Linked DNA regions of Homo sapiens: region 2 is linked to region 1. Evidence: chromatin contacts called from ENCODE Hi-C or POLR2A ChIA-PET data. All regions are on one chromosome and are shown on one strand. The core of a region is the stretch at or near the end of the contact, and the rest is flanking DNA. Distances in the headings are between cores, read along the strand shown. Region 1 holds the start of OGT (O-linked N-acetylglucosamine (GlcNAc) transferase). Region 2 has its middle 37 kb from the start of NLGN3.

Region 1 (2,535 bases), core at 14-2,513:
TCGCGACTGAAGTGTCTAAAAGGGCAACCGCCTTGTACTTGTGCAGCTACACTCCAGTTGCTTTACAAACTCTTCAAGCAGGGATGGAAACTTAAAAGAATATTACACCCTGTGAATAAAGAGATACTGGGCTGAAGAATGGGGATGGCAGACCCAGAGGCGGCGGCGGAGGAATACATCGAGAAAGTAACACAAAGCGAGAATTGGGCGGGCAGGGTGGTCAACGCCAAAGCAGCAGCATCGGGGTGGTTTCTCCCCCAAGGATAGGAAGTGAACAGGGCTGGCAACCTCGCGAAGGGAAGGGTGTGGTTCCCCGCGGACAGGGTGGGAAATCCAGGCTGAGGGCAGCGGTGGAATTGGGCGATGGCAAAGGAAACCCCTGGAAATTTCCAATCTAAACCGGGACCGCTCAACCGAAAGAACACCAGAAAGGCACTGCCTAGCAGGGTGCTGCTCAATGTCCCCTCTTCTCGAGGTGACTTGTGGCACCATCGACGAGCTTTTGATCGTCCTCGGGTGATGCAAAGTGAGGATATGATTACATCGGAACGGCACCCCCGCCCTAGATTGGCAGAGAAGGACCAAATCTGGCTAAGGGGAAAAGACTGGGGGGGGAGATGAAGGAGGAGATGGAGGGGAAAAAGGAGAGGCGATGAGCTGGAATTAGGGGAGAAAACCGCTGCAAAGGAGTGAAAGGGCAGGGATTCCAATGCAGTCCATTCCACGACATTCTAAGCGCGCACGTGTGATAAAAGCGCCTGGAGAGAGTGGAATGCTAGAACATTTACGAAATAAAAACAAAGCAAGAAAGGCAGCAAAAAGCAAGCAAGGGAGGAGGAGGAAATGTTCGGGAAGCGGACAACAGCGGAAAACCCGATGTGATCAGATGCCAGTAGACCACGAAAAGCTTAGCAATGTCACTGATGTAATGGGGATGGTTCGAGGGAAGGGAGGGAAGGAGTGATACAAGGTAGAGGACGGCGCGAGACCCCAAGGGGGCATCTGCCAAGGTAGAACGGGACACCGGTACCTGTGCTGTCGGCCACGTTGCCCACGGAAGACGCCATCTGGAGCTTCTCGAGGGAGAGCAAAAAAGAGGTAATTGGTCCTGCTGCCGCCACTACCAGCAAGAACGTATTTGGAGGTAGTAGTACAAGGGCAGCAGCCGTAGCAATGCTCTGGAGGGCTTGAGCGGCGGCAGCAGTTACAGGCTTCAAACCCTGGGAACTCTAATTGACCATCTACCTAGTACGGTCTTGAAATGGCGGCGACGGCTCCTCGGCCGAAACAACATGGGCCGGAACTACTTTCTGTTACAATCAAGTGCCCGCGCGGAGGTAGCCGGTAACCAGCGCCGCCAACAAAATGACTTCAAGCTGCAAAGTCGAGATTCCATGTAGTCCTCCGCGCAGCGCCCATTGCGACAAACACCACGGTGGAGACCGCGCATGCGAGCAGCCCTGTCAACCCGACTCGTGGTTAGGGCACTCTCTGGGGCGGAAGCGGCCAAGTTTCTTAAGAGTGTAGCGGAAGGGTAAAAACAAACACACACGGGACGGATACGTTTTTGCCACCGCGATTAAGAAGAGTGTTTGTTACTTAGCAGGTGGTGTCGTTTTAAACATAAATGCCAAAGGCGTCTAAAAAAGTTTATCAACTGTATTCGTACAAAAACGGATGGTTACGACTCTCACGGATCAATTCTGAGCCAGTCAATTCAGAAGATTGCCTCTCAAAGACAGCTGCTCAAAACGAGGAGCGAGAGGGTTCCGATTTGAGCCCGTCTTCATTGTGACTCGGCCATCGATTTCAGCACTTCGATGAAAAAGACTGAAGCTTTCACAGGGCCAGTTGAATGCAGACACCTTCAATGTTGGCCGTATAGCCTGAAATTTCAAAATCGTTTTGGTATTCAGAATACTCCTGCCCACGGTGATAGGGCAAATGTTTAATAACTCAGGGACATGCTGGGCGTTTGCACTCCGAAGGCAGCCATAAAAATGTTAAAGGTGATTCACGTTCGTCAAAATCCATGACTCTCCTCGAGTTGTGACTTCATTTCCACCAGCTAGCTCTGCACATTGTCACAGTCGGCGATTCCACTGAGCTCAAAGCAGATCAACAATGATAAATGAATTCACTTGCCATCTGCCTAAACCACACGTCTAGATTGAGTCATGAATTGCCTCTACTTCCTTGAACAAATCGGTTCTTACGATCTTCCTGCAGTTTCAAGTCTACTGTTCAGACATTTTGTCACATTGGTATTTATACTTCACCTCTTGTTCTAGAAACGACTTAAGGTAGCTTGCCACATCAGCAAGAAAGTATTACAAGCCACTGGAGGCTACAAGTTGGATCTCTGAGAGCCTTTTTATTTCAAAAAGTCCTTGATCTAAGAAAGCAGGTCAATGAATTTCTTCAAAAAGTTTTTGCTACCTAGCCCCTTCACTACATTTTTTAAAACTAAGTCCTCAAATTCTGCTTAAATTTCTTCAAAACAGTCAACAAACAATTAATTATGGAAATGGCACA
Region 2 (2,535 bases), core at 25-2,524, 350 kb after region 1:
GAGATCCAAGACCAAAATGCAAAAGCTCCCTCAGAATATGTGCCTGAGTCTGAGAGCACTTTGCAGACTGGGAGGCCCCTGAGTCTCTAGCCTTTGGTATGATACTCAGGCTCCGGGGAATTGATCCTGCACCCATTATTCACAAAGCCCTATACAAGGCAGTGTTAAACTTAGGTCAAACTGCAAGTTTTCAATCACATGCTTTAGCTGTGGGATAAAGAGACACAGCAGAGAAGTGGTGATGGTTGTGTGAGCATCAAAGAGCAAATGAGACTACAAGAAGCAGCCCAAAGGGGGCAAATTTAGCCAGTCTCTTGCCAACTTCTCACTATGGATGTTCTATTGGCTTCATTTGACCCTATCCAGGAAAGCTAGGATTTCTTGTGCAGGTGGAAGTCCATTCATTCGCCTATTTCAGGGGTCTGGGTCCAGAAGAGCTTGTTAGTTCAGTCTCAGCTCCCTACTTTTCTTACTCCCCCTTCCTTTCCCCCTCCTCCTATTAACGACTGAAGGTCTGTTTCCTCTTTAGGGCTGCAATTTTGCATTTGCAGCCCCCGGCAAAACTGTCATACGTGCCCACCGCAGGTGCCCACTGCAGATGCCCGAGACCCAGAGAAATGTTTGTAAACTTTCAACCCTGACTGTACTCCCCCGGACTCCTCCCTCAGTGGGGCCGGCTGTTGGGGCAAGGCAGCTGACCTTTGCTAGGGACTCAGAGCTGCGGGGGTTCTGGAATTGAACTGGAAATTGAGTGGCAAAAGCCCCGCTGTCGTTTCTCCTGCCCCTGCTCCCACCCCGATCTTGTGGACGAGAAAAAGCTCAAAGAACAGTGAGGGGTTAAGCTCCTTATAAGGAAATGAACCTCCTCTTTCCTGTACGGAAATTGTGCTTTTTGCTTCTATATGTTCAAAATACACTGTAAAAAAACGATCCTCGATAGGATTCACCAAATCCACTTCCCTAGGGCGAGGCGGCGGAGGTGGGGGGTGGGCGTCGAGTGGGAGCGAGGAGAGAGAGGACGGGAGGGGCGGGAATCAGGCGAGTGTGTGAAGAATTTGAGGGATGAGTCATCAAAAACAAACTGGGAAAGGGAGCGGAACTAGTAATCCGAGCTGGGAAGCAGACGAACATTCATTAGACGCAGATCGTGTCAATCACGTTTGCTCCGCAAATGACCTGAGAGCCTGCCGGGCCTCTCCGACCGGAAAAAGGGTTTTGGTGGGCGGTCTAAAGATTTTGAAATCGGAAAAGGCAGATTGCTAGCGAGCCGTCAGAGCAGCTTGCCGCAGCTCAGGCGGGCTCCGCAGAAAGATGGCGTTTGCTATCAAGGTCACATGGCCACTTTAGGGGACTAAAACGAAATACTAGCTGAGAACAACAGGAACTGCCAGCACAGGATCAGATTTTCAGAAGCAGTCTCAATTCTAAGTGTCTTTTTCTAATTAGAATCGTAAGCACATTTTTTTGTATTTGTCCGAACACATGTCCTAAGTCATCAAAACTATGTGAAGGGGTGGAGTTTCACTGGGGGTCTTCTCTTTCCGGGAGCCTGAAAAGGATGGGAGGAGGGTGGGGGAAACCCAAGGGCCAGGGTAACCGCAGAACCGGAAAGCAGCACGTGCCAGGACAGAAGGCACCCACTAGGGTCTCTGCACTGAGAGCAGTATGGGAAACCGATTCCACCAGGGACTGTGAAACTCACTAGATCTGTTAGGCTGGTGCAAAAGTAATGGCGGTTTTTGCCGTTAAAGGTAATTGCAAAAACCGCCATTACTTTTGCACCAACCTTCAGGTTCGGGTCTACGCAGCTTTGTCTAACCTCTGACCTCTCATGAGTTGGGAAAGGTTACCCTGGCAAAAAAGGATTTGCTTAGGTGCCCTATACATTGTACCAGATAACTTCCTCTATGATTTTTTTTTTTTTTTTTGAGATGGAGTTTTCACTCTTGTTGCCCAGGCTGGAGTGCAATGGCACGATCTCGGCTCCTTGCAACCTCCGCCTCCCGGGTTCAAGTGATTCTGCTGCCTCAGCCTTCGAAGTAGCTGGGATTACAGGTACCTGCCACCACATCTGGCTAATTTTTTGTACTTTTAGTGGAGATGGGGTTTCACCATGTTGGCCCAGCTGGTCTCGAACTCCTGACCTCAGGTGATCCACCTGCCTCAGCTTCCCAAAGTGCTTGGATTACAGGCGTGAGTCACTGCGCCTGGCCTCCTCTGTGGTTAAGCTTTATTTATTTATTTATTTATTTATTTATTTATTTATTTATTTATTTTGAGATGGAATTTCGCTCTGTCATCCAGGCTGGAGTGCAGTGGTTCAGCTCAGTGCAACTTCCACCTCCCGGGTTCAAGCTATTCTCCAGCCTCAGCCTCCCGAGTAGCTGGGGTTACAGGAGTGTGCCACCATGCCCAGCTAATTTTTGTATTTTAGTAGAGATGGGGTTTATTTTATTTTTATTTAGTAGAGGCAGGGTTTCACCATGTTGGCCAGGCTAGTCTCAAACTCCTGACCTTAGGTGATCTGCCCATCTC

Evidence for each region. A loop is a pair of places that touch in the nucleus more often than their neighbours do. ChIA-PET counts read pairs that join two places held with the same protein, here RNA polymerase II (POLR2A). Pooled maps may share reads with other maps.
Region 2: a loop to region 1 is called in a map of naive thymus-derived CD4-positive, alpha-beta T cell, with 6 times the contacts of the local background. The contact joins the enhancer-like site here to the promoter of OGT in region 1. A Hi-C loop is called at or near these places in 4 of 168 maps with a recorded cell type or tissue (B cell, GM12878 and naive thymus-derived CD4-positive, alpha-beta T cell), 11 of 37 single-sample maps with no recorded cell type and 18 of 50 pooled maps. POLR2A ChIA-PET finds 5 or more read pairs at or near these places in 9 of 52 experiments (CD4-positive, alpha-beta T cell, HEK293, K562 and 5 more).

Annotation. Positions count from the first base shown.
Region 1 is chrX:71,531,832-71,534,366 of GRCh38, reverse strand. OGT (O-linked N-acetylglucosamine (GlcNAc) transferase) reads right to left here and starts at 1,263. Exons shown (of 22, transcript NM_181672.3): 1 at 1,031-1,263. The coding sequence starts at 1,067. RefSeq lists enhancers at 689-1,347, 1,173-1,512, 1,013-2,212.
Region 2 is chrX:71,180,795-71,183,329 of GRCh38, reverse strand. No RefSeq gene overlaps it. Among named protein-coding and RNA genes, the nearest start is that of NLGN3, 37 kb to the right of the region's middle. RefSeq lists enhancers at 858-947, 997-1,291, 1,348-1,397. Within about 2 kb of position 1,274, at least 35 of the 41 ENCODE cell types and tissues checked have a DNase peak (open chromatin) inside an H3K27ac peak, as active enhancers do; they include B cell, CD4-positive, alpha-beta T cell and GM12878, where a contact is called at or near this core.